Regions from separate parts of the Homo sapiens genome. Here regions 2, 3, 4, 5, 6 and 7 are each linked to region 1. A link is a loop called in an ENCODE intact Hi-C map of the cell type or tissue named here. Cell type or tissue: endothelial cell of umbilical vein. All regions are shown on one strand.

Region 1 (4,000 bases):
AAAGCCATTGGCAATGTGCTATCAAATCCCCACCCCCAGCAGCAGTCTACTCTTTTTTAATGTCTTATTTCTCTTTCTTTGTCAAGCATCTGTTATCAGGAATGGAGCCTGTTAGCTGGCAATTGGAGGTGCAGGAGGAACTGGAATAAAGAGGGGAAGGAGAGTGGGAACGCCAGGCAGGACAGGAAAGTGGGCTCTGGAATGTTCACATTTGATCCCCTGCACATTCTTTCTTTTTTTTTTTTCCTTTGGTCTGTTGCAACTTGTCTGTGAACCATACGAAATTCAGAATAGAAACTTCCATTTTTAGAACTTGAAATCTTTTCATTTTCATACACACACAAACGGAGGCAGCCAAGGCCACAGGATATCACAAGAAACATAAGTGTCTCATTGACTCTGAAAAGACAGTGACACAAATACACTTTCACAAAATGCTCAGCTGGGTCCCAGCCTGCCACTTGGCCCTTTCTCCCACTCCTCCGTTTCATTGCATTGAAGGAAGAGACATGCACTGTGTTTCCTCCTCAGGTTTTAGTAATTAAAACAATATTGTAGCTCTTTGAAGTTTTATTTGGAAATATACTGCGCTTTGTTCCCTCCAATGCTGCCTGGCTCACACAGCCTATTTGGCGCATTTGGCATCTCTTTATCCAAGGGAAGCGCTTTTCCCGGGGTTGGTATTTTTTTTTTTTTCTTGGCATCACAGCATTGAAGAAGGCACAGAGGAGTGAGAAAATGAAAGTCCCCCTTAACAAAGGATTGAGCTGTGACTTCTTAAGAGAAAAGGTTAAATTGACTGGCTGCGTGTCTTGGAGTGAAACAGGAGAAGGGCTGCTTCCCTTTTTACTCACCGCCAGTCAGAATAATTCATTTCCTAAGGCAGCCTACCTGTGACAGTCACAGGTGACCTCCCAGCCTGCTAAGCTCGGATGATTTCCCCTTCCCATTGCCCGAGTGCAGCTCCTGCCAGAAGACAAATGTACTGCAAGTCGAAGACATATCTGTAGTGCGGAGGAAAAGCAGCCTGTCTACATATGTCATTTTAAAGCCTCGCACGGAGATTTTACTGCTTTCTTCACACTCTCACACTTACATAAATACACCCACACAGTACAGGCAAGTTCCCCAGACTCCCAAGCGTTTCTCTCCCATTAGGAGACATTTTAAAACAAATTAGCACCCTCCCCAAAAGCCTATTGGCCTAAATGTGTTTATTACTTTGTTTGCTGTTTTAAAAACTCTTCCTAAAGGCGTCAAACGAGGCTGGGGAGTTCCTACAGAATTAAGCACACCCTTCGTCTGTTGAGGAATATACACATTCGACAAAGACTGAAATCTCTCTTTTTTTTTTTCCTCTTGACACAGCGGCTGGTGACACATAAATGTACTTTTTTTCCTTTGACAGAGTAATAAAAATCTCATTATCTCTGAATAGGCAGCAATTTCGTTATCTAATCTTTTTACCAAAAGGTTAGTTAATTAATCAGAAACAAATCCTGATGATTATTTCAATAGAATTAGAAAGACAAATCACCAGAGTACAGCTAAATAGGGCAGGCCTGCGGTTTCACCTGCTCATTGCCATGCAGGCCCCGTGACTGTCAGGGCTCCTCCAGGCAGACAGCCTCCGGAACAGCAGCCAGCAGATGGCTGCGCCGAGCGGCCAGCCTGCCTCCGCTCCAATGCCTGTGATCCCATTACCTCACTGAATCCGTTACCAGGGTAACTGTTAAATTGCTGTGAAAGGCATGGTAATAAAGTAACCTGTCACATTGGCAATAAAAGGAGCAGAATTTTCCTGTTCACTGAACTTTGCAGCTCATCAATACTCACTTGATGGAGAAATTCACCACTACTCCTGGGTCAGCCACAGGAATCTTTCCATAAGGCTTCTGAAATGCAAACGAAAGTTTATGTAAACACAAGAAAAGATAGAATTAAAAGCTGGATTCTTAGCTGCACAGAGCAAATGCTTCTTTTTCTGTGCAAGGGCTCTGGGAGCTTGAAGAACATCAGATTGCTCCCTTTGTTTTTGTTGTTTTTTAATTTAAAGCATGCTAGATAAAAATAACCTTTGCTGGGGAAAGACAGCTGTGATTAATTCAAGACTGGGAAAACAAAGCACGAGGAAAAAAATCCTTTGTTCCTAAAATCTGTCTTTCTTTTTTTCAGATGCTATCTTACTGGCTCTTTTTATTAAAGGGTCAGGGTGCTTTAAAAAATGATTTGGATTTGAGAGTTTTTTTTTTTTTTGTTTTTTTTTTTAAGAATGGAGAGCCTTGGTTTTCATAAGCATAAGGAGTTGAAAACAGCAAGCCCCCTTCTTCCAGCCCACCCCAACAGTTAGGGCTCATCAGTTCTAACTGCAAAGAGATGAATGTGTTCTGAATGTATGGTGTGGTTCTGTCTCCCCCTCCTTCTATAAATGCCCTTCAAAGATTTCTATGTCATGGACTCTAGTGGTGACGCTACCAGGTATAAGATTTACTAGAGTTAATTGAGTGGGGTTCTTTGAAGTAAGAAAAGAGAATAGCCAAATGCTTTCTCAGTATTAAAGAATAAGCAATAAGTTGAAAACCCTATTTACCTCAATTACATTTTGCAGCCAGACCTACAAACATACATGGAAAGTGGGAGTGGGGTATATCTATGCTGCCCTCATTACTAGGCATTTGCAGACTTCACGCTTTTGGCTCCATTTGGTGCTGTCATTAATTAGTCAGTATTAACCTTAGAATACTTTAGAGCTTGCCTATTGAAATAACTTTGGGCACACTCCTTTTTCTCCCTCCCTCCCTTTCACTTGCAAGTGCTTACAGCTTGTTAATAAAAAACTGACAGTATTTCTTTGACCAGCCAGCAGCAGACATAAATCGTACTTCTAGTTGTAGCTGCAACCCATGAAAAGAAATGCCTCCAAACAGGAATTGTCCTCATTACAGGCTGCCCAGCATGGAATTACTGCAGAGCCTCACTGGCTGGCCACATCAGATAGAGCCTTCGACTGGCATCTTAGACAGGATAGAGCTTTTAGGAATGAGGTGGCAATGTGCTACACATTAAAAAGTAGATGAGCTAGTTTTCAGTTAAAATCAGGAAAATGAAGGCTATGGCTTCATGGTATCCAAATTTGTTTAAAAATGGAAAATATTTTCTATCCTGTTGAAAGCAATTCTTAAATATAAAGTCACAACACACACATATATGCATATACAAACACACAATGTGAATTGAATTGTAAAATGTGTATTCTACTACTGATATTTAAAGTGTTCCCTGTAATTATACTTCTCACCCTTCTGCATTTTCATACGGTTCCAAGGAGAGAAAGAAGTAGAATTACAGAGGTAATTACTTGTGAACAACCTCTCCTCCCCCCAGTCATATGCTGCCATCACTATGAAGGTTTTCCATGGGTGTCAGGGAAGGAGGCTGTCTTTTTCTACACCAGAGATGGTCCAGCTAAATTTGGAAGAATAAGAACTAGTTTATATAATAGCTAAAAATGAGCTAGATCTTTAGATCAGGTGCTGTAAATACCAATGGTGCCACGAGAATTACATAAATGTGTGAGGTCGGTTGGATGTGAGAAAATGGAAGATGGTGGGCTTGTCATCCACTGGATAATCTATTCCTTCTTTAAAGGGGACAGTATTATTTAACTGCCATCTACTCTTTCCATGTAGCTAAGGAGAGTCTCCTGTCATCACATCTCCCGACTTTTCAAGAGAGTCAGCCCCAGATAAAAACTTGAATCGAATTATATTAGTTTGCTGGAGCAGCAATAACAAAGTATTAAAACTGAGTAGCTTAAACCAGTGGTCTCCAACTTTTTTAGCACCAAGGACTGGTTTTGTGGAAGATAATATTTTCATGGCCAAGGTGGGGGCTGGCAGGTGGTTTTGGAATGAAAGTGCTCCACCTCAGATCATCAGGTATTAGATTCCCACAAGGAGCACACAACTTAGATCCCTCGCATGCACAGTTCACAGTGAGA
Region 2 (4,000 bases), 760 kb before region 1:
GTGACTCACAAAACCTATGGAAGCAAGTAACAGATGTGAAAATGAGCATCCCCAAAAGAGCCAGGTGAAATCACAAAGTACACAATGCAGTAAAGAGGAGTCAACACTCCAGTAGCTTCAGGGCTGGGCCCAGTCAAGGAAAAGACTGACAATTTCCAACACCTGCAAAAGAACAGGCGACCAAGGGCTTATATTCTTCCTCAGAAAAACCAAAGAAAAACAGCTCAAGTAGCTAGCTTCCAAACCAGTTCAAATTCCCACTTTGAGAAAAAATGAAAACAAAGACAGGAGAGAAGGGGTGGGGAGCAGAGATCTTCTGATAGAAAAGAAATTTAGCATCTGCATTTTACTGCGTTCAATCCTAAATTGCTCATTTCTCCTTTGCCTGGTTTCAATTACAGGCACACTTTTATGTATTATGAATCTCTCTCTACAGTTTCCCTGCAAAGAGAGGATGGGGAAGGAGAGAAATAAAAGGCCCTGTTCATACCTGGGAGGGGCCCAGTCGTGCTTGGTGCAGTCCAGTAGGGTTCCCACGTACGTTTTGTTCCTCCACGTGACATTGACCACTAGGACACCTGCAGGAGGCAGGGGATGAAAAAGGATCATAGTTACCACTGATTACTGTTATTTCCAGTTCACTTATTATTTTTTTCTCTTTTTTTTGCCAGCAAGTTCTATTCTCATTTGCTTTTAAAAGCTGTGGTTTGCATTCTTCCTCTTTCTGGTTTCAGTGACCTCAAGTTAAAACCCACAGGAAATAATGTGTGTTGTGCATTCGTGCGCGTGCGCATGTGGTACAAAGGAGTGAGACTGTGTGTGAGAGTGTAATCAAGATACTGCTGACAGAAGGAAATGGTTTTTGCCATGTCCTGCTGTAAAACAGCAACACTCACCTCTTAATTTTTCTATTATTACACATAATTGCTTTCGTTTGGCAAGCAGCCAATATAAACTAGCGCCAGTTACCAGTGCTTAAACCAGAGGGTGACTGAAAGGAATCGGTTTTGTTTCCAATTCAACAATATAAAATGATGGTGATTTTTATTAAGAAAAAATAATTATGCAGGTGCATAAAAATAGGCATAGACAGGAGAGTGGGGACTCAAGAGTCCAGATAGCAGACAATCAACTACGATTTCACTTCCCTAATCCTCCCCTCTTTGACTTTGTGAGACAGTAATCAGCCTGGGTACCGTATCTGTTTCAGTGTTTGGTTTTGTTTCATATTAAGGACTCCTAAAATAGCCCTCTTAAGAAAACAAATGTGCACAATAGATTTACTCTTGGGGTTATCTTTGGAGTCAACTTTGGTACGCATTTGCCTCAGAGGATTAGAAAAGAAATCTCAAAACTAACACACTCGTTTCCTGCAAGCCATTCTGCTTTTTCCAACTGCTTTTCAGACAGACAATTTAATTTAGCACTGCATCTGTGAATTACTAAACTTAAGTGTGCTTAGTATACCAAATGTCACAGAGAAAATATAATATCCTCTTTATTTCTGAGAGGACAAATGCCAAATTACAAAAATCACTTCTTTAAAGCATATTTTAATAGAACCTTGATTTTGAGACATACATAAATTATTAGGGTAAAGAAATAAAATATTTAACTGAGCCTTTGTTTTCTTTTCTGCATCTACCCCTACTCTTTCTTGGAAGCACCAGAAGACATTAGTCAAAATCTGTTTCTAGCTAGTTTGCTCACTTGCATTACCATTGCCATTGTGAATTTTACAGAAAACCTGTAGTGGGCTCCTTTACAGTAAGGGAAACCTGACAAGGTAAGACTCATTTCCTTGGGAACCTTTTAACAGCAGGTAAAATATTTCAATGGTTGGGACTCAAGTAATGGAGAACGATTTCTTTCCAAAGTCTCAAAAGGAGATTTTAAAATTGTTTCCCATATGGTCTATGTTGCTATTACTTAGGCAACAGCTGAATTATTTACTCTGTGTTAATTCAGTGTACTGTAGCAATAGGCTAGCAGGGGAAAGGCTAGGATGGAGCAAAGCAAGTATTTCCTCAAATCATAGCTGATTCCAATGAAATTCCCTCAGGAAATTTTTTTAAAACCATTGTGTATAAAATTTCCTATTGCGATGAGAATCCATGGTAATTAGGCATTTGGTCAAAATCTGCACAAGACAGAACAATTGGAGGAAAGGATTCTTTATGAACACATCCCTTCAGGAAAGGGGAGGGGGTGGGAGAGGAGGCAAAGGGGAAGACTGAGCTGGTTTTCTCATCATCTTCTCTCTGGGGCACTGTGTGTGGTGTCAAAGACCTTTGCAGCTGCTTAAAATTCTTTAGCATGTCAGCTATATTTACAGTGCAGGAATATATCTGTACTGCCAGAAGGTTACTGCATTTTAGCTTTAGATCCAATAGGCTGAATCACTGCGTTCCAGAGTCCCTGATGTAGCACAAATATATAATTAAAATTGCTTGAAAGGAAACATGAAAGAAACAACAAACCTTCCATTCTTGCAGTAATAAAATTAAAAACAGGAAAAGTCTGCACAGACACTTAACATTTGTCTGCAGTGAAAGGCTTTTGTTATTGCTTTTCCCCTAAGGGTTTCGCGTTTCCAGAGAACGCTGGCCGCGGATTGGCCGGCGCCCGCTGCGAGCACTCGCGTCTGATTGGCTGGGCCGAGGCGGCCGCCCGGAGCACAGAGGCAGCGGTCGGGTAGAGGTGAGCGTGGCGGAGGCAAAGGGACGCATCCCCCACGGCGCGCTGGCCGTGCGGGGCTAGAGGGCCGCCTGCGCTGCTCGGCTCCCTCGGTGCACGCGGGACACAGGCTCATTCGCACTAACGAGTCCGGCCGTGCAGTGAAAGCTTCGGTCTGCGTGACCGTGCTGCGCTCCCCGCGCCACGCGGCTCCACACAACACGCCGGCCCACGCAGAACCCTCAGAACGAAATTCACCGTCTCAATACAGGCTCAAGGGAAACCTGGAGTCTGAAAAAAGGAAGGGACCCAGGGCAGGCAATTAATCACTGGTTATCTGGGGCCACAGGTTGAAGCTGTCACAAAGGCTAATCTGCAGTTGCAACTTCCTCACTGTAAAATTATTCACATCTCCTGCTGCTCTTTCTGGAAGCCACACAAGCAGACCTCTTATCGAAGTACAAGTGATGCCGTTGTTATTTGCACTCGGAAGGAATCAAGTCCTGGAAAGAAAAATCCATTTTCAACCTCAAAGGGCCTAAATAAGTAACCCTTATTTTTCCAGAAGCACTCCGTATTTAAAATGCTCAAAACAAATGCTTTACACCCAAGGAGATTTTGAACAGTCTCCATCAAGCAGTGCTAATTAAATATGTGTGCTTGTGTCTATCTTTCTTTATATGTACGAGCCGCTTCACAATGCCACAGAGTGTTTAAATCTGCCCACAATTCACATCCGAATATATACAGGCACATGTTTACACAGCCAAATCTGCCACTCTATATTGGAATGAAGGCTTAAGGAATGTTTCTCATATAAACTACACAGTGTACTGTTTCTTTGTAAGAAGGTCTATGTTTAGACAACACCCCATTGTGAAGGGCCAAGTATAAAGGCGGTGTTTAGGTTCTAAAACTTGTAAATGATTTATCATTTTGCTGAAATCTCAAAATCTTGAACATTTTATAACCCACAGTCACATAAAGCAGACTACACTTACTGAAGGCATAAATGCCCATGATGAAAATTAGTTCTTTAAAAGTGCAAATTTGTATTTTATAAATCTGGGCATAAAGTTCTATTTCTCACATGTGAATTGGAAATAAGTGTACACTTATTCCAGAAAGATTAGTTTCTTTTCACGCACATTTATTCAAACATCTAGCCAGTGAGCTAGGTGTTGGGGACGTTCTATACAGGTACTTTTCATCTTTATATTCAAGTATTCTACCAGGTTTATTATTCTTCCCTTTCCACCCATGGACTGGGCCTGGCCTTTGTCAGAGAGCTAATGCCCTGTAACATTTCATCTGAGGCTTATTA
Region 3 (4,000 bases), 190 kb before region 1:
GTGTTTCCCCCTGCTCACCTGGGGCTCCATTGTCTAGTCAGACTTACTCACAAAACACAACTTCACAGGCACAATAAAACATTTCAAGAGGCTGATACCAGAGCATTAAGCCAAGTGTAGCTGAGAAGGGCCCTGTGTGACCTTATAGTCTGCAAGACCATGTAGCCAGCCAACCCAGCCAAGGATTCTCATCTAGTCTGGAAGGGCTTCCTGCACAGGGGTGGATGTGCAGTCTTGGTGTTCAGTAATGTCATATTTCTTTATTGACTTTAAACCAACCCACATTCAGTCAGGGTCCCTTTAAACCTAACATCAAAAATTACCCTTACCCTTTTGGAGGCCTCCTCCCATGAATAACGGTCCCGTGGATGTTACACAGAACAAACATCAAGGGGGGCTGCTGCGTTTCTGTTCACCATCTTGGGGGTGGGTACTCTGCAGCTTCCCTGTCCTAGAGGGTCTTCGGCTGCATAAGGATCAGTTGTCTTCCCAGATGCCCCCATAGCCAATGCACTGTGAGGTTCTGCTCCTCTGCCGGTGACTGCTGGGACTGTGGGTCCTGAGTCCGAAGATCTGGAAATCCACAGAACAGTCTCCTTTCCCAGCTATGGGAGTATAGACTCTTCTCTCTTCTTCACCTAAAGTTCTCAAGAAGCTCAGGCTTCCAGAAAGCAAAATCCAGAAAGTGGGGTGCTTCTATCTGGTAACACAGTTGTCTCCCAGGCAAGGGATCTTCTGGGCTGTCGTTTTGGAGAGTGTGTGTGTGTGTGTTTGGTGTGTGTGTGTGTGTGTGTGTGTGTGTGTGTGTCTGTATGTGTGTGTGTGATGGGAGAGAGGATGAAGGGGGAAATAGGGTAGCAAAAAATGCAGAGCAATAACACACGTTGAGACTCATTCTCTTAGGTGAATGAGTGTCACTGAGCACCCAGTCTGTGTCAGGTACTTTCAAGTTTCTAGGAATAAAGCAGTCAACAAAACAAACTCCCCATCCTCATGCAGTTGACATTTTTATTAGAAGAGATAAGAGTGGGCAAATAAGTACATAAAATATGCTGTGCATTCAGGGGGAATGTTATTTAGAAAAACAAAGCAGTACAGGGGATAGGCTATGTCTAGTGGGGGTTGTTATCTGCTAGAGAGAGGTCCCTAATGTCAGTGATGATGTGTGAGCTGAGACCTGGAGGGGTTTTGGGAAGAAACCCCTTCACCCGTGTGGGTGAACATTTGAGGGCAGAGCATTGCAAGTAGAGGCTGTGGACTGGAGCAAGCTCCGCACATGTGAGGGAGGGCGAGGGGCCACTGGGATTGTGTGGAGGTGAGATCAGAGGTCGAACAGTTGGGAGGAGCAGAGCTGTTCACCTGTAGGTCACTCTACAACCTTGCTTTTTTTCTGAGAGAGTTGAAAAGATGGGTTTGAGAAGAGGAGGGGCATGGCAAGAGTTCTGTGTTAAACACAAGGATCCCTCTGGCTGTTATATCAATGAAGCATCCTGCCATGGAAGGCCCTTAAATGCCATTAAACCCCACTGTGCTAGCACAAGTTGCCCTTTGGAAGCTTCTCTGGGTTTATTTTTGGGGCACAGAGGGATAATGGGAATGAGGTCCAGCTGCTGCAATGTGATGGTTACTCCTTGGGACATATTTGTGCTCCTGAGGGATCTTCCTAGATGCCTCAGGTTTCCCAGGGGTAGCAAAATGTGGCTGCTTGAAGCCATCCCCGAATTATTCCAATACCTTCAAAAATCAAGTTGTTGAAAGTGTGAACAGCAATTCCGGAGCACTCTCTTTCCATTTCTGGCCACAAGGGGCCTCCTTTCCAAGTGGTCTGGCTGTCAGGGCAGCTCCTCTGCCTGGAGGTTGGTGTTGCCTGGCACTTTGCATGGCTGAAAGACCACCACCATATAAACAATAACAAGGCCTGTTGGCTTTGAAATTGGTTATGGAGGCATGAGAGGCTCTGCCCTGCTCAGCTCTCATCAAGATGAAATCGGCCAGGTCAATTTGGAAAAGACATTTCCTCTTTCTCCAGGCTGGCTTTACTGTAAGAAATGGCCTCTGACTTTGAAGATGGTCATGAATGGTCCACTTTTTGGGAGAGGTCAATGTTTCTTTTATTTTTTCCGTTGAAACTGAGGTCAGCAAGCGATAGAAAAAGCAGATCCCTGTTTTTCAGCTGACTTCATCACCCGTCTACAAGGTCATGCTTAATGAGTCACATCACTGTTCATATCACTTGTTAAAATGTACAGAATTTTCTACGGCCTGTCTCTTTCATTTTAAGTGTAGGCTCAAGGGCTTAGATTCAGAAAAATCTGGGGAAATCTGACAGGCTTTAATTCCAAAAATGAGAATCTCTGATATTTCTGTTGTTCTTCCTTTTAAGTAGCTCACTGAAACATTATACATTTTACAGATTGAGAAGTGTGGATTTTAGTGTTAACTGTGTTCTCTTTCCCCATGCACACATCTTTACACCACCTTTTCAATGTAACTGAAGATAGAAGAGCAAGACAGAGAGAGATTAGAACTGTCAGAACTTTAAAATGGGAAGCACCCTGACAGACTAGAAGAAAAAAAAATAAACCAAGACTTGTTAACGCTATAATTTCACTGAGGGTAGGTATCTTGTTGTTGTTGTTGTTGTTTTTTTTTTTTCATTTGGTTGTTTTGCAAGCTTAGCACTGTGGAAGAAAAATAGAATGTCAATAAATTCAACATCGAACATCTATTCAATGAGTTATTTCCTAGTAGGAGGAAAAAAAATTGAACCAGTCTAGGCAGTCTAGAGGGAAACTGTGTAAATGACTTGTAACTAAGAGGATATGACCCTCTGCATAATTCATAATCATTAGTCTAAGTGACACTTCTGCAATCACTCTGCCAGGGCACTCTAATATGGTGGGGCTGGAACCCAAACAGTCCACTCAGCAGCAGTCCCTATATGATCAGATTTCTCTGAAAGACAACTCCCTGGAAGGCTATATTTGGGCTGCAGGACATATATATATATATATATATATATATATATTTTTTTTTTTTTTTTAACAGAAGATGCTGGCTCAGCTTCATCATGTGTGCAATTTAAGGGTTGCTCAAGTGATTCTTTAAAACTGCATAAAAGCAATTCTGCTGTGCCTGGGAGACAGTGTTGCTACAATGTTCTGTGCATACATCTGCATGATTTCTCAGAGCTAATTCAAATTTAATGCATTGGTAATTCCTTTTTCGCCGAAGCCACCCAGCAGTAATCTGAAGGTCACAGAATGATCTTTCGGCTCAAATAACACTTTTAGACTAGCATAAATGGAGAGGCAGAAATATAATGGGCAGAATTAGGCTTGCAATGATACATTCACCCTCATTACTACCCTGAGTGAGGCTGACCAGAGTTTAGAGTGTTTTTAAAAGGATAATCATAATAGAGTGTTAATAAAACTGAGAGTCAAACTATAGCAGTCTTTTATCAGAAATGGTGTAATAACCAAAATGACAGCATGTGAACAACTTAGAAAATATTTTCCTAACAATTGAAAAGACTATTCTCAGGGTAAAATTAAGGCTTTGATTGAAGCACTTAGAAGAACCAACTCAATCTGTGGGGCATCAGAGACTAACAATTTAGGTTGGTTGTCATAAAAATACTGACATCCAATTAAAGTCCAGATGAATAATAAAAAGAGTAAACTGGGGAGTATTTTAAATGAATTTAAATAAGCTTTTTAAATTTTATAATAAAATTATATTTTTATAAAAAATTGTGAAGATAGTTCAAAGAATTCCCATAGGTCCCACATGCAATTTTCCTAATTATTAACATTTTATATTGCTGTGGTTGATTTGCCATAATGGAAGAACCAATGCTGATACATGATTATTAAATAAAGTCCACACTTTACTCAGATTTCCTTAGTTTTTACCTACTGTCCTTTTTTCTGTCCCAGGATTTTATCGAAGATATCTCATGATATGTAGTTAGTTGTCATGTCTCCTTTGGCACTTC
Region 4 (4,000 bases), 370 kb before region 1:
CACCTGCCAAAATTTCCCTTTGCAACCAGGAAAGCCAGACCCTGACATGCAAAGCCTCTTGGACATCTGGAATGAATTCCTTTTGTTATGTGTGTATGGGTGCTTTCCAAGAAAGGGAAGTTCCAGATTTAAGAAAGGAGTGAGAAACTTTTATCAGGAAAAATTATTCACAATTAAGAGGTACTTTGCTCTAGCTGTGGGTCACAGGAAAAGTTTACAAATGTCCAGTGAATCTGCTTCTTGACTTCTCTGAGTTCTGCAGTCATAATGAATTGTGTTCTTCCTTAGCTCTTGACAGAAGTCACCCTCTAAAGTTAGATCTGAGCAAAGAGTCTTAATTGGCCGATAGATCCCAAGTGACTTTTGGTTCACATATGGAGAGCAGTTTTGTTATGTCAAATCCCAGCAGTTTAGCTTTGTGTCTAACTCTGGATAAAAATGTTGATATTAAACTGGTAGCAAGTAAAAGCAATTCTAATTTTATGTTGCATAAACTAAAGCTCCTTCTTTTGACAAAAACTAAAGGATTTAAAATTACTTCTTGTTGATGTCTCTATAAAACTATGAACCTTCTAGAGGCTCCAATATATCGAATTACATACACATGTACATTCACACCTACAGAAGTCACCTATCTCCCTGAATGAATTTATGTTTATGTAACTACTTACATACTTGTGCCCAAAGGCTTATATTCATGAATGGAAATGGACCCTAGCTGATGGTATTGAGCAGTAAAATTTTATGTGAGAGTTTTGGGTCTTTGCTGCTGAGATAGGAATCTTGCTGAATTTTAAAGGTGACTAGTTAAAAGAAATAAAACATAGTTCACCCTTTCAGTTGGAGGAGAACAGAGTATTTAACAATAGGTTTCCTCTTTGAACTGATGTTCCATGGGAAGAATGGCTGATAATAAATGGAAATGGTGGCTCGAAGAATGTTGTAAGTTTACTTCCTGAGAGAAGTCATTTAGAATCTATCATTTCTGAGGCAGATATAATTTCACTGATCCTTTTGTCTCTTTATATTCTTTTGTCTCTCTATATTCTTTATATCCTGCAGATTTGGCACTAGTTACTATATTTCTTTGTGTTGACCCTGGTCAAATGAGCTTGAGCTACATTATTGTTGTTTCTTGTTTTTCTCTTCTTTTTTCAATGACTCACATTTTCACTAGATTAAGAATAATATTAACCTCTTTTTGGTGTAAAGTATAGCACTGTGACATGTAATATCTCATTGTAACTGAGCTTTGCAATATATTTGCAAGGAAAGTAGAGGTGGTAGCAATATCTCTGTTTGGCATATGAGGAAACTGAGGCTTAGAGAGCCTAAGTGAATTTCCTAAGCTTTCACTGCCAGGACCAAAAAGAGCTCCAGCTTGGTTCTCAGTCTCATATTTCAGATGCTTTTTCCAACATACTTCATTGCTTTTACTGGGCAACTGGCTTTCAAACATGTGGTGTGCACAGTTGGTATGTGTGGGACATTCAAGTGAACTTACCTAAAGGCAACAGAATAATCATTTGGAAGGACTGACCCAAATAGACACAGCTCTCTACCCGTGTGAGCAGCAGGTTAGAATGTGGGCAGGCAGCCCAGAATGTGTCTCCTCCCGGGCAGACAGACAGGAATCTCTCTGGAGACTGGCCAGGAGGCCAGAAGGTCTCCCAGAGACTCAAGAGGGCTGCCAGGAGGAATCTATAATGATTCCATTTTAGGTTTAAAGGACATTATAGTCACAGCAGGCGTATCTAGTACTATACATGATGCTGACACAAATGCACATATATTGGCGTCTGATGTAGATAGATGATATCTTGCTGTGAAGGGTGAACGAACAGGCAGTTTTCTACTTTTAACTTTCAGTCAAACCAATCAACATAAACCAGCCAGCAGCGTATGTGGGATGACAGATACTTCCAGATCTTTGCTGATTGCACTAGCCGGATAATTAATTTGGGCATAAGTCATGGTTGGACTCCTCTGCCACTGCATGTTCAGATTTTTCCCACGACTGATTGTGGCAGAGGCTGCTAATTTTCTACCCAACATCCACTTCGTTCTCCTTTTTCAGTAATAGGACTCTGTTTTTGTAGAGGACAGCCAGAGTATAATTAAAAGACCATTTTCTACATTTCCACTTTGCAGCCAGGAGTGGCTGTGTGGGTATGTTTTAGTCAGTGAAAGGTTAGCAGAAATATGTAGGACTTTTGGGAGATTTTCTTAAAGAGAAGTGGATTGACCTCCCTTCTTGCTGCCTGGAATGTGGGTGTGCTCTAGAAGCTATCTTGTAAGTGTGGTGACCAGGCTGCCATCGTAGGAATCTAAGAGTAGGGGACAGGCAGGAGCTTGAGTCATCCAAAACTCCATGAAGCTGCTTTGACAGTCTTGGCCTGCTGACCTCCAGACTTATTTTGTGTGTAGGGAAATATGCTTCTAGCTTGCTTAATACGCTGTGGTTGTTCGTTATATTGCAGTGGGGACCTTACACCAAGTGATGCCTAGATGGGCACATGGTGCTAGAAGAGATCTAAAATGCGATAAAAATACAGGTGAAAAAAGATTTTAAAATATAAAGGAAGAAATAATTTGGGGTCTAATAAGAAAAGAAGCGAGTGATTGTAGCTGGGTGATATTTAACTCCGCTGTTTTCCAATTCTTTCTGCTCCTGCCCTTTGCCCTACTCTTTAGGCACCACTGCCCTGATGGCAGAAATGATACAGAGAGCAAAGTGTCAAATTACTGGCTTCCAAAGGTCTGTGTAGGCTCTTAATAGTCTATAGAAAATATCATAATGTTTTTAACTTACGTGACTTTATTATGGAGAATTTACAACTCACTCAAGAGTAGGTGGAGTTGTATAGTAATCCTCTATACTCGCCATCCAGTTTCAACAACCATTCATCCTTGGTGAATCCTGTCCCATCTACACCTGCATCCACTTCTCTCTTCTCATTGCTTTTAAAATAAATTTCATATTTTGGCATAATTTTAGATTTATGGAAAAGTTGCAAAGATAGGACAATTTTCACATACTCTTTACCTATGTCTCCCTATCTTACGATTCCATGGTACGTTTGTCAGAATGAATATGTTAGTATTGATGTGAAACTATTAATTAAATCTAGACTTTATTCCTATTTCACCAGTTTTACCACTAAAATTCTTTCTCTTTTCTAGAATTCAATCCAAGATACTACATTGCATTTAGCCCCTTGTTATTTTGAAGCATATCCCAGGTATCAAGTAGTTTTACCTTTAAGTATAGTTGGCCCTCCATATCCATCAGTTCCACATCTGTGGATTCAACCAACCGCAGATTCATTTTTTTTTTTTGTTAAAGATGGTTGCATTTATACTGAACGTGTGCAGATTTTTTTTCTTGTCATTCCCTAAACAATACAACTATTTACATAGCATTTACATTGTATTAAATGTAAATCATCAAGAGATGACTCAATGTATGCAGCAGGATGTGAGTAAGTTATATGCAAATACTACACTATTTTATATCAGGAACTTGAGCATTTGTAGATTTTGGTATCTGTGGGCGTCTTGGAATGAATTCTCCAGGGACAACAAGGGACAACTGTATTTTAGTATACATCTCTAAAAGACAAGGACTCTTTTGCTTTAATGCAAATACAAAGTAATCATCACACCCCCAAAATAGCAACGATTCCTTAATATCGTCAACATCAAATCAAATATTTTCTTGTAAATGTCATGTCCTTCTTACACCTTTTTTTTTTTTTTTCTAATCCTGGATCCAAACATGACCTGAACAATAAGATTAGCAAATATGTCTTTTAAATATCTTTTATTCTATAGATTTCCCCTCCATTTCTCTCTTTTTTTCTTTGCAATTTATTTGTTGAAGAAACAAGTTTGTCCTGCAGTTTTGCCATCCAGGTTTTTCTGATCATATCCTTGAAGAGTAGGTACCTGTGTTACACTATGCTTTGCATTTTCATAAATTGACTGTAGAGATTGATCG
Region 5 (4,000 bases), 490 kb before region 1:
TGAAACATTAGAAGCATTTCCTTTAGAATTTAGAGTAATTTAGAAGTGTCTAGAATAAAGGAAAATATGTATTAAATAGCAGTGCTATATACTAGTAATAATCACTTTTTTAGTAGTATGAAACTTGGTGTCAACAGAAACTTTATATACCAATGAATAGCTTTAACAAAAAACGTGATAGACATGTATGAATACTTACAGTATATTCTGAGAGGTGTAAAAATGTAAAAGATTTCATGCAGATACATAATTGTTGATGTACAGGTGGACTGAGTATTGCAAAAGTGTTAATTTTTTTCTTGAATATATGAGTTTATCGTAGTTCAAAACAGAGTTCTGATGGGCAAATTTTTGGTACAGTAATGATCATAGCAGCACTATTTTTAATAGCCAACAACTAGAAACAATCAAATGTCCATAAATGAGTAAATAAACTGTATATTCATTCAATGAAATAATATACAGCAAGAGGATGATTGAACTACAACTACAGCATCAACATAGGTGAATCTCGCAAACATAATAATGAACAAAGAAGGCAGACACTAAAGAGTATATACTTTGTGATTCCACTCGTATAAAGTTCCAAAACAGATCCAAATGATCTATGATGCCTGGAAGGGATGCAAGGGAGACTTTTGTTCTGGTAATGCTTCTTTTCTTTTTTCTTTTGAGAGGGAATCTGGCTCTGTTGCCCAGGCTGGAGTGCGGTAGTGCAATCTCGGCTCACTGCAACCTCTGCCTCCCGGGCTCAAGTGGTTCTCCTGCCTCAGCCTCCCAAGTAGCTAGGATTACAGGTGCCCATCACCACACCCAGCAAATTTTTGTATTTTTAGTAGAGATGGGGTTTCACTTTCACCAGTTGGCCAGGCTGGTCTTGAACTCCTGACCTCAGGTGATCTGCCTGCCTTGGGCTTATTTCTTGATTTGAGTGCTAATTGCATGTATTCATTTTCCAAAAATTCTTAGAAATTACATGTATGGGCCAGGCGCGGTGGCTCACGCCTGTAATCCCAGCACTTTGGGAGGCTGAGGTGGGCAGATCACGAGGTCAGGAGATTGAGACCTTCCTGGCTAACACAGTGAAACCCCGTCTCTACAAAAACTACAAAAAATTAGCTGGGCGTGGTGGCATGCGCCTGTAATCCCAGCTACTCGGGAGGCTGAGGCAGGAGAATCGCCTGAACCTGGGTAGCGGAGGTTGCAGTGAGCCAAGATCGCACCGCTGCACTTCAGTCTGGGCGACAGGGTGAGACTCTGTCTCAAACAAACAAACAAACAAACAAAAAAGAAATTACATGTATGATTTGTGCCCTTTTCTATATGAATGTTTGATAAAAATTTAATTTAAAAATATCAATTGTTTTTTAAAAATGTGGACATACTAATTTAACCTTTCATCTGCAAACTAGACAGTAACAAATTAGCTTAGAGACTATTCAAAAAGAAAAGTAATGAAAACTGGCTGTATCATATATAAAATGTATAAGAAAGCAGGAATGAGTGAAATGCTCTGGCAATAGCAGGGGATCATTGGATAGAATACAATGTATGATAGAGATGAAAGGATAACTCAGTGGGGGGAAAGGAATGAATGATCAATAAGTGATGTTGTATTTTCAAATCCTCCATGCAGCTGGGTACACCCATGTGACCACATTTTGGCTAATGAGATGTCAACAAAATTGATAAATGCCACTTCCAAGTCTTGCTCCTTAATGAATTAGGGTTGTGTACCTTCCAGCCTCACTCTGCTGTCCTTTTAGTTTGGAGAAAATGAGATTTAGAACAATTGCCCGAGACCCAGAGACGGGAGCCACTTGTCAAGGATGGCAGAACCACCTTGTCAGGCCCACACCATTAACTGTGAGAGAGTTGATCTTTTAGCTTAAACAAGCCCTCACTCAAGGAGAGAGGATTACATAGAGGCATGAAGGTCTGGAGGTAGAGATATTAGAGGTTGCCTACCACAGGAAAAAAATCAATTTAGATCCTCACTTAACACTATCTCACTTAACACTGTACCAGAATAATTTGCAGATGAGTAACACATTAAAATGTAAAAACTCAAGTAATTCCTAAAAATAGATGAAAGTATATGTGTGTGGGTATTTTTTTTTATCAGATTGGAATGTTCTAAGCTTAAAACAATGGAAGCTCTCGCTCACAGGCTGGGTTCTCCAGGGAGCAGACACTGCAGTTGTCCTAGTATGTGAGGCTTATTGGTGAGTCATGCCTGTGAAGGGAGAAAGGGAGGAAGCAGGAATGGGCAGGGAAAGGTGAATCTGAAAAAAGTCGAGTAGTCCAATGAGGAGCTCTAGAACAAAGATTTCCCGTTAGAGGAGTCCCAGGTTGGGCGACATAGCTGAGCCTTGAACCAGTTTCTTGCTCCGTGAGTGGCTAAGGGCTGCCCTGAGTATTAGAGCAGCCTCTTTTTGAAAGCTGAGGAGAACCCTGAGGAACTAATAGCTAGAGGTTGTCTGCTGTCCACACCCTTTACCTGGGCTGCAGGCCTATTTTTGAGAGTGGATCTGAGCAGAGTGTTTCCGTCCCTGCCACAGTCTACCCCTTGCAATCTATGAATCCACTTTTCTGTACACACATAGGGAGTAGCTCCTGTGGGGCTCTTATAGGCTCCCTCCCCGAGGAGAAACTGAGAAGTGAGAAGTCAGTGGGAAGAACTGCACCCCCATCGCTGCAGTTGCTCTTCAGGACGCAACCGGCGCTCATCCTCTCTCTCCTCCATCATCCATTCTAAAACCCCTGCCACTCAATTACCACCTCTGCTGGTCTTGGTGGCTTATCTGAGGTGGGACTCTAACCCTCATCTGAAGGTTCGGAGCCCTGATAACCGAAATCTTCAGGCTGGGCTTCAGTGATCAAGTGATCCTCCTGCCTCAGCCTTTCAAAACACTGGAATTACAGCACCTGCCTATTCAGACAAGAAAGTATCTTAAGAGACACCTCAGTGGGTCACCTGCGTTCCATACATGGAGTGACAGCGGTTGGACCTCCTCCAGATGATGGCAGATGACTAGTAGCTGACTTTCTTTTTGCCTGTTGTTTCCTGGACAAAAGGAGCCCTAAGTGACTTGGTGGCAGTCATAGCTATTAGCTCAATGGGATCTGGATTCTCCTGTTAAGAGTGCTTCATTTGGGATCAGGTCCTCTAACTCTGGAGCTCAGAGTTATGGGGAACAGGAAGTAAAGATTTTTACAGATGGTCACTGGTGGTAATGGTAAGCAGAGCTATTCCTGCTTCCGCCTCTTGGTTTCCCCAAGTATTCGTCTCACTGCGGACACAGAATTATATACATGTCTCTGATTCAATGCACATACCCTGAAGGATGGCATTTCATCCTCACAGAGTGCTGCCTCGGATCTGGCACTTCAGCAGGCCACTCCAATGCTCTGTCAGGTTGGCAGCCTCTGGGTGGTGATTCAGCCTGTGGATGCTGTGGGCATGGGCTCACGCCTTCACCTCTTCTGTTTTAAAATGGGTTCCCTGGTTAGATGTTCTTTGTGTGGGATTTACTGTGTATTAACCATTCCATAACCCTTGAATAGCAGTGCTGGCTGAGGCTGTGTGGTAGGAAAAGGCAAACCCATATTCAGAATAGGTTTCTGTTCTTGTGAGAACACACTGTTAGTTGGCCCCTCTGGGATGGAATGGGTCCACTGTAGTCAGCTTGCCACCAGATCACCCATTCGTCCGTTCAAGAAATAATGCCATGTTTTAGGTTCAGCACTGGTTTCTGTTGTTGGCGGATTGAACATTCAGAGGTGGCAGTAGCTACAGAGGCCTTGGTGAATAGGAGTCCATGCTGATGGGAATATGCAGGGCCTCCCTCTCTGCCACCACTTCATTTATGTGCCCATTGTTTTATCACTGGGGTGCCTGCATGAAAGATGGCTATCATCAACTGGCTGCATCATTTTTCTTCCTTTCTTTTAGAGACAGGGTCTCACTGTTGCCCAGGCTGCAGTGAAATGATGTAAT
Region 6 (4,000 bases), 690 kb after region 1:
ACAGATTTCAGATATAGATACCACCACCAGTAGGGTCTGGGCTGGCTGTTCATTATCAAACAGAATAATTTTTACAGCGAAACATATGGATTTCATCAAAAAATGCTTTAAAAATGAAAAAAGATGGTAAATAGCCTTATAAGGGTTCAGATCAGATTTTTCCACCAAGTAAATTTGCCATAATTGTACAGGAAAAAAAAATGCTTTTCAGGCCCTTTTTGGTTTAAGAATCAAGAATAAGGGACTGTCATTTTTACCATAAATGTTGGCTCATCACTTTTGGAATGGAATGATCAATAATTGCTTCTGTAGCATTTCTCCAGCACAAGAACATCCTATGTCAAAAGATCTATTGGAGGAAGTGATGTGAACGGTTGATGTGCAAGTAAGTACTGTAATGCCTCATTCAGAGTCTCCTAGCCAAGCACTCCCAAAGCCAGAGAGAATGAGGCTGGGCAGACAGCTTTTCTCCTGATCTATGATCAATATCTCAGGCAGAGAGCAGCACTGCCCCTAAGTTAAGATACCGTCATCACTCAAGTGTGTTTGAGCGAAGCTCATTGAAAAGAAATGAGGGATGGCAGCAGCTTGCTGCCTTCTGCTTCCACACTAATTGCCCCAGGATCCTGCTGCTTTTTCTCCTCGATGTAATTTTCTTCTCCTGGACTGTGCACAGGCATTGCCATCTTTTAAGTTCCTGTCCCTGGGCACAGGAACTTATGAAGAGAATTAAGAGAGTTGTCCACACTCCTGCTAGTCGAGGCTTCCATTCAGAAAAACTATTTGCATTTTATCTAATGATGGAGTTATTGTTTTTAAGCATTTTACCCATCTTCTTAATTTCCTTCTTGATGTTTTGTCTTGGGTAATGCACCCTCACTTCACACTGAGGCTGAGCTCATGATATTCTTCTTAAAACTGGCTGCCCTCCTGTCATCTCCTTCCCACAGCCAATAACTTATGGAAAAGTTAAAAAATAAATTTTAAAAGATCTTTGAAATATTTTTGAGGCTTGGATATTATTTGTAAATGCACTTACGTAAAACAGTTTATTCTCCAAGATAATGAAGAAATAGAGTATGATTGTGTTATTAAATAATGAACTGTGATAGACCTGGATGTGTATGGCAGGGACTGCATTGCACATAACTGTATACAAAAGTTGTGATCCCTCTTCACATTGGGTGAAGAAGATATATGTAAGTGAGAAGGTAACTAAAATTCTAAGGTATCTATAGGAACAAACACGAGTGATACAGATAATAAATGATATAAGGTTGCTTATAATATAGAGGTGGATGCTTTAATGAAGTCTAAAACAACAATAGTTTAAAAAAGAAAGAATTTATTTCTCTTATGTAAGTTCCTATGGCAATCCCATTCTGCAAAGTAATCAGATGTCTAGACATCTCTTATTCTTGCTCTGGCATTCTCATGGTAGAGCATTAGAATGATGCTCTGTTTTTCTTTCATCCACATGGTCCAAAATGGTATGCCCCTTCACTAAAGCATGTGACTCAGAAGGTAAACACATCATTTTTATTCATACCTTGCTGGTCACACCCACCTGCAAGGGGGGTTGGAAAATTCAGTCTTTCGCCTGAGTGTTTATGTGCCATCTAAAAACTGAAATTCTATTGTGTTAAAGGAAAAACTTTAAACAAATTAAACATAGCTTATTTGGACAGAGAACAATTCTTAAATTGGGAAGCACCCAAAAAGTCTGTTAAATTAAATAGCCAGGAAGCCATTGGCTTGATGAGTTTGAAATGGGAGAGTTCCCTGACCCCCTCCCAGGATATGCAACAGGGGTATGGCTTGTCTGTTTGGCCACTCTGCACTCAAACCCCTTACGGGAGGGGGAGCATGCAGATGGACAGGTGCAGGAGCCAGGGCGAGTGCCCCTGGACTCCGGCCCCATGGCAGTGTCCAGAGGTGGGAGACTGTGACTCCCAAAGCCCAAGTGGGCATGTGTTACAGTGCACTCTTTTAGCCTTGCCATCCACAGACAATTTAAGTGTTAAATAGCTCAGTGGGCCCTCTGCCTTTTTGCATGGGCAGATGGCCAGTGTGATAGCTTTCTGCATCCCAAGTTCTTGTCCAGCATCCAGGAAAAATCAGTTCACACACGGACTTGAAGAATGAATGCAGGGATTTTATTGAGTGGTGGAGGTGGCTCTCAGTGGGAAGGAGTGGGAAGATGATCTTCCCTTGGAGTTTGGCCGCCTAGTGGCCAATCTCTCCAATCATCTGCAGCCAAACTCCCCTTGCCGTTCAGACGCTCTTTCTCTTCTCTCTGCCATGCCATTCTGACATTCTTCTGCTCTTCTGTTTATCTCCTTGTGGAGCCGGGGTTTGGGGTTTATATGGATACAGGACAGGAGGGTGTGGTGGACCAAAATGCAACTTTGGGGCAGGGAAACAGGAATGCCTCTTCTCATTTAGGGCCGCAGGTTTCCAGACTTGAAGATGGGGCCTTTGCAGGGGTACCACTCTCTTCTACCCAGCATTTTCTTGTCTCCTATCCATATCAATTTCTTCATAATTTGAGTTTCTACCACAACATAACTTAATATACAAACAAACTTTATTTAGGAGTATATTTTCTGATAAACAGCCAAGTTTCAGTCAAACACAAGTAGCCAAGCTTCAGCCAATCACAGGTAGATAACTGACGAGATCATGCCCAAATAAAGTAAATGTCTCATCACACCATGCCTAAATAAGATAAGTAGCCAATCAGGTGATTTATATACTTTGTTTCGGTGTTGAGTCTAAAAAACTCACTGCCCATGCCTTTGAATGGAGCTCTTTGAACCTCTTCTGGTTTTGAATGCTTCCCAATTTAAGAATTATTCTCTGTTCAAATAAGCTATGTTAAATTTGTCTAAAGTTTTTCGTTTAACATAATTTCAGCTTGTAGATTGCACATAAACACTCAGGTGAAAGACTGAATTTTCCAACCTCTCTTGCAGGTGGGTGTGACCAGCAAGATATGAATAAAAACGATGTGTTTACCTTCTGAGTCACATGCTTTAGTGAAGGGGCATACCACTTTGGACCATGTGGATGAAAGATTTACAGGTGCAGGAGCCAGAACGAGTGCCCTGGGCTCCGGGCCCATGGCAGTGTCCAGGGGTGGGAGACTGTGACTTCTGAAGCCCAAGTGGGCTTGTGTTACAGTGCACTCTTTTAGCCTTGCTGTCCACAGATGGCTTAAGTGTTAAACAGCTCAGTGGACCCTCTGTCTTTTTGCAAAGGCAGAGGGCCAGTGTGACAGCTTTCTGCATCCCGAGCTCTTGCCCAGCATCCAGGAAAAATCAGGTCACACTCGGACTCAAAATGATGAATTGGGGGGTTTTCCTGAGTGATGGAGGTGATTTTTGTAAATGGTATGAGATAAAGGTCCAGTTTTCCCAGTACCCTTTATTAAAGAGACTACTGTCTCCAGTGTGTTTTCTTAGCACCTTTGTTGAAGATCAGTTAGCTGTTAAGTGCATGGATTTATGTCAGTGCCATCTCTTCTCTTCCATTGGTCTATCCGTCCATTTTTTATGCCAGTACCATGCTGTCTGAATTAGCATAGTTTAAAACTCTACAAAAAAAGACAATTACTGGCCAATATTCCTGATAAACATAGATGCAAAAACCTTCAACAAAATACTAGCAAATTAAATGCAACTACACTTTAAAAGGATTATACACCTTGATGAAGTAAGATTTATTCTTGGGCCACAAGGATGGTTCAACATACACAAGTCAATAAATGTGACACACCACATTAAGAAAATAAAACATAAAATCATGCAATCATCTCGATATATACAGAAAATTATTTGACAAAAGTCAACATCCTTTCATGATTAAAAATCTCAACAAATTATGTATAGAAGGAATGTACTTCAACATAATAAATATAATATTAACTGTGGGCTTGCCCATAGGTGACAAGCCCACAGTTAATATTATACTTGATGGTAAAAAGCTGAAAGCTTTTCCT
Region 7 (4,000 bases), 810 kb before region 1:
AACTGCTTGAGCTCACAAGTTTGAGAACAGCCTGGGCAATGTAGCAAAACCCCACATGTCTACAAAAGATACAAAAATTAGCCGGGCATGCTGGTGCACACCTGTAGTCCCAGCTACTCAGGAGGCTGAGGTGGGAGGATGGTTTGAGCCCGGGAGGTGGAGGTTGAAGTGAGCCAAGATTGTGCCACTACACTCCAGCCTGGGTGATAGAGCCAGACCTTGTCTCAAAAACAAAACAAAACAACAACAACAAAACTGTGCTGTCATGGTTTTTGGAAAATATATTCACATACCACATGAGAATATATTTGAGATAAGTCAAAAGATCTTACTTATTTAAAGTAAGCCAATGGAAACCTTTCTTTCTTTGTTACCAATAAAGCTGCAGTAGAATAACTTCTAAATACAGACTAAATATACTTAAATATCATCCATATTATTATAAAGTTAAAATGAAGTTATATAAATAGTAATAAATACAACAAAGACAGTGACCAAGAAATTGATCATTTCTTATATGAGCTAGCAAGCATATCTCAAAGTCCTACACTGTACACTATAATTTGAATTTATTCCTCTGTAAAAAGTCATAATCCCACATTCCAGAGGTTTAAACTCCCCAAATCTGAGTGAGCAAATACCATGTAGTGAGGCTATTCTATACTTTCATAAATTTGATTTAAAAATTATATGTTAATATTTATGGTAAACTGTGCAATGAGGCAATGTAGATATCTATGCATAACCACAACTATAAAAGGGTAAGTCTGAGTCTTTTTTATTTGTTGACATATTTAAAGTGATTTTCATATGTTCAGATTTCACAAATATTGAATTTTACAAATGGAAATTACCTTGGAGATCCTCCTTGAAAAGACAGAAATCCAATAAAGTATAATTGTTAGACCTGGGAAACACCCTAGCTGGTATGCTACGCATTAGATATCTGACTTTGAGCAAAGTTCTTAGTTTGCTGAGATTCCATAGGAAACAGCAAAGCTAACTGTATTTACCTTTCAGGGCTTTTTTGAGGGTATGATGGAGTATTGCGTGTCAAGCTTGTAACACTGCCTGGCACAGAATACGGGCTTAATAAACACAAGCTGTTGTCATCAGTATCATCAACAATAGCTTCGTTAACCTAGAAAGGTTAAGTGAGGACTTGACCATGATCAAACAGCTGTAATAGTAAATGGCAGAGTTAGGGCTTGCATTAAGGTTTCCTGAATTTTCATACAGTGCTATTCCCACTAAACCACAACTGCCACTGATGTTTCATCCAGTTTTTAAGATCACATTTTTAAAAGACTGATTAATGTGGTGTACCCTGCAGCTTCTGTTCAGCTTCATTTCAACTTTTCAGTGAAGCCACGGGAACCGTGTGTGATGTGAGATGAAACTGCAGTTGAACGGGGTCTTTAAGCCCGTTAGAGAAATTTCTCTTGTGTTCCATTAGTTTAATTATGACATAGTTAAACAGACGCTGAGAAATTTCAAACCTGGGAACATTTGCCCACAGAGGCACGCAGGCCCTGGCAGTAGCTCTTAATCACATTCCTCAGTCAGGTGTCAAGCAGAACAGAGGCACAAGCACACAAGCAAGTTTTGTTTAGTATACCTCAAAAAGCCAGCCAAGTGGCAAATGTGGACATCTGTTCTAGACTGTGGCTGTCCTGTTTTTTCAGTCTAATCTGTCAAGATAACCATTTCCCCATTCTCTTAAACAAACACAGACTTCCTTGTTTAAACACTATAACAGTTCTAACAGAACACACAGCTTTTAATCATTCTGTGTTAAGTACACTGGCAAGAGTCTGAGAAAAGAATCAAAACATCTTAAATGTAAACTGGCTGATTTTGCTACTTTGCAAATCCCAGGAAACAGAAAAAAGAAACCTGAAATTCCAGATAAAAGGAGTACAACATTGTAGGAGAGACTGCAGTGAATTTTACATTTTTAATTGAATTGGAAATGCAATTGTGAACCCAGTTCAGCTTCTAATGAAAAGAGCGATCTGATCATGTTTTATTTTTTCTTCGAAGTTTTGCAAATTTAAGTTCATTTGTTCCAATGGTTTTGTATATATTTATAAAGGCAACACTAACGCTTGAGCAGAGTGATATTTTCAGGAAAGCTATTTAAACACAGAGCAAAGTTACTTCTCTACTAACTCTCTTGAAAGCCCTTTAGCATAAAGCTCTGTCATAGTGCAGAGCACATTTTTTTCCATATAATATTTGAGAATAAAAATGTGAAGGGTGGGGAGAAAACCTGTCACGGTGGAATAAGCAGGAATATTGACAACACTGAAGTTCGGGTGTGCTTCCTGAGCCTCGATACTTACTCTTCATTTCACTTGCAAAATATCCAGGCTCACCCTGAGATATGAAAAAGTTAAAATTTACATAAAACCTGTTATGTTTTCTACTTGGAGAAAAATGAGGGTTAAATAATCCAAACTCCGCTCGTGGCTCACGCCTGTAATCCCAGCACTTTGGGAGGCTGAGGCGGGAGGATCACTTGAGCCCAGGAGTTCAAGACCAGCCCTGGCAGTATAACGAGACCCCTGTCTCTACAGAAAATTTTAAAAATTAGCTGGGCACAGTGGTGAGCACCTGTAATTCCAGCTACTCAGGAAGCTGAGGTGGGAGGGTGGCTTGAGCCTGGGAGTTTGAGGCTGCGGTGAACTATGATTGCACTACTGCACTTCAGCCTGGGTGACAGGGAGACACTCTGTCTCTAAAAACATAAAAATAAAAATAAAATAATAATTCAAATTCTACATTGTCCATGCTTGAGTGTGGTTCATGGACAGGTTTTCATCCCAACCAACTTAAGGTCATATCCCGGTTCTATGACTTAATTGTGACTGTACACAAGTTAATAAACTTCTCTGAGCCTTTTCTATGAAATGAGGATAAAAAAGTATCTTACAGAGTTCTTGAGAAGATGAAAGAAGACACATTTGCAATGGTAAGTGCTTGATAAAGTTAGTACTTTTTTTTTTGAGATGGAGTCTCGCTCTGTCACCCAGGCTGGAGTGCAATGGTGCGATCTTGGCTCACTGCAACCTCCACTTCCCGGGTTCAAGCAATTCTCCTGCTTCAGCCTCCCGAGTAGTTGGGATTACAGGCACCCACCACCACACTCAGCTAATTTGTGTATTTTTAGAAGAGATGGGGTTTCGCCATGTTGGTCAGGCTGGTCTCGAACTCCCAACCTCAGGTGATCCACCAACTTCAGCCTCCCAAAGTGCTGGGATTACAGGTGTGAGCCACCGTGCCTGGCAAAGTTAGCACTTTATTTTATTTTATTTTATTTTATTTTTGAGATGGAGTCTCACTCTGTCGCCCAGGCTGGAGTGCAGTGGCACAATCTCGGCTCACTGCAAGCTCTGCCTCCTGGGTTCACGCCATTCTCCTGCCTCAGCCTCCTGAATCACCGGGACTACCGGCGCCCACCACCACGCCCAGCTAATTTTTGTATTTTTAGTAGAGACGGGGTTTCACCGTGTTAGCCAGGATGGTCTCGATCTCCTGACCTCGTGATCCACCCACCTCAGCCTCCCAAGGTGCTGGGACTACAGGCGTGAGCCACTGTGCCTGGCCAGTACTTATTATTAAGCAGAATATCCATTAACACCTGTCAAAATTGGACAAAGTCCCAACTGACATAAAATTCAGGTTTAATAAAGATTATATACAACATATGAATTACCAACTTCATAAAATTAGAAAATAATTTAACAGTCAAAAACTAAACCTGTTTAAGAGATTTAATGCCAGGAGTGTAAGTCTCATGTCCAATTCCTTAGGTGAATAAGTGGCCAGAATTTGCACAATTTTCACAGTCATCCTAACACCGCTAGCTGGGCCACAGTGGGACACAAGTGGGACCCCAGTCTAAAAACTCTGGCGTTTGGCTGCCTTGTAGACTGTGGTCCAACCACAGATGGCTTGACGGCACTAGTAGATTGGGACTGGCTGGCCAGTCAAATCT

The links. A loop is a pair of places that touch in the nucleus more often than their neighbours do. Peaks named below come from ENCODE experiments on the same cell type or tissue, not always from the same donor. Only the 100,000 strongest peaks of a DNase experiment are listed, where the experiment ranks them.
Region 2: it touches region 1 in a loop (8-fold over the local background); 11 of 110 quality-filtered maps call a loop at or near these places.
Region 3: a loop joins it to region 1, with 7 times the contacts of the local background. A loop is called at or near these places in 4 of 110 quality-filtered maps.
Region 4: a loop joins it to region 1, with 6 times the contacts of the local background. A loop is called at or near these places in 3 of 110 quality-filtered maps.
Region 5: it touches region 1 in a loop (3-fold over the local background); 4 of 110 quality-filtered maps call a loop at or near these places.
Region 6: it touches region 1 in a loop (25-fold over the local background); 3 of 110 quality-filtered maps call a loop at or near these places.
Region 7: a loop joins it to region 1, with 8 times the contacts of the local background. A loop is called at or near these places in 3 of 110 quality-filtered maps.

The regions. Positions count from the first base shown.
Region 1 is chr5:125,411,275-125,415,274 of GRCh38, forward strand. No RefSeq gene overlaps it. Among named protein-coding and RNA genes, the nearest start is that of LINC02240, 80 kb to the right of the region's middle. RefSeq lists an enhancer at 392-891. In endothelial cell of umbilical vein, a CTCF peak has its summit at 1,640 (motif pointing right); DNase peaks (open chromatin) are centred at 867 and 1,667; H3K27ac peaks cover 2,582 bases.
Region 2 is chr5:124,649,120-124,653,119 of GRCh38, forward strand. It overlaps ZNF608 (zinc finger protein 608), which reads right to left. Exons shown (of 10, transcript NM_020747.3): 4 at 491-578; 5 at 1-14. Among named protein-coding and RNA genes, the nearest start is that of ZNF608, 96 kb to the right of the region's middle. RefSeq lists an enhancer at 2,915-2,964. In endothelial cell of umbilical vein, no CTCF peak of the experiment used is centred here; DNase peaks (open chromatin) are centred at 842, 1,292, 2,292 and 3,042; H3K4me3 peaks cover 709 bases; H3K27ac peaks cover 3,984 bases.
Region 3 is chr5:125,225,710-125,229,709 of GRCh38, forward strand. All of the region lies in intron 4 of LOC101927421 (a long non-coding RNA gene), which reads left to right. Among named protein-coding and RNA genes, the nearest start is that of LINC02240, 270 kb to the right of the region's middle. In endothelial cell of umbilical vein, a CTCF peak has its summit at 1,803 (motif pointing right); no DNase peak of the experiment used is centred here.
Region 4 is chr5:125,042,374-125,046,373 of GRCh38, forward strand. All of the region lies in intron 2 of LOC101927421 (a long non-coding RNA gene), which reads left to right. Among named protein-coding and RNA genes, the nearest start is that of ZNF608, 300 kb to the left of the region's middle. In endothelial cell of umbilical vein, no CTCF peak of the experiment used is centred here; DNase peaks (open chromatin) are centred at 1,038 and 1,568; H3K27ac peaks cover 1,738 bases.
Region 5 is chr5:124,925,796-124,929,795 of GRCh38, forward strand. No RefSeq gene overlaps it. Among named protein-coding and RNA genes, the nearest start is that of ZNF608, 180 kb to the left of the region's middle. In endothelial cell of umbilical vein, no CTCF peak of the experiment used is centred here; a DNase peak (open chromatin) is centred at 2,166; H3K27ac peaks cover 270 bases.
Region 6 is chr5:126,098,804-126,102,803 of GRCh38, forward strand. All of the region lies in intron 1 of LOC124901056 (a long non-coding RNA gene), which reads right to left. Among named protein-coding and RNA genes, the nearest start is that of LINC02039, 79 kb to the right of the region's middle. In endothelial cell of umbilical vein, no CTCF peak of the experiment used is centred here; no DNase peak of the experiment used is centred here.
Region 7 is chr5:124,598,106-124,602,105 of GRCh38, forward strand. No RefSeq gene overlaps it. Among named protein-coding and RNA genes, the nearest start is that of ZNF608, 150 kb to the right of the region's middle. RefSeq lists a silencer at 1,384-1,598 and an enhancer at 1,702-1,761. In endothelial cell of umbilical vein, no CTCF peak of the experiment used is centred here; a DNase peak (open chromatin) is centred at 1,636; H3K27ac peaks cover 2,753 bases.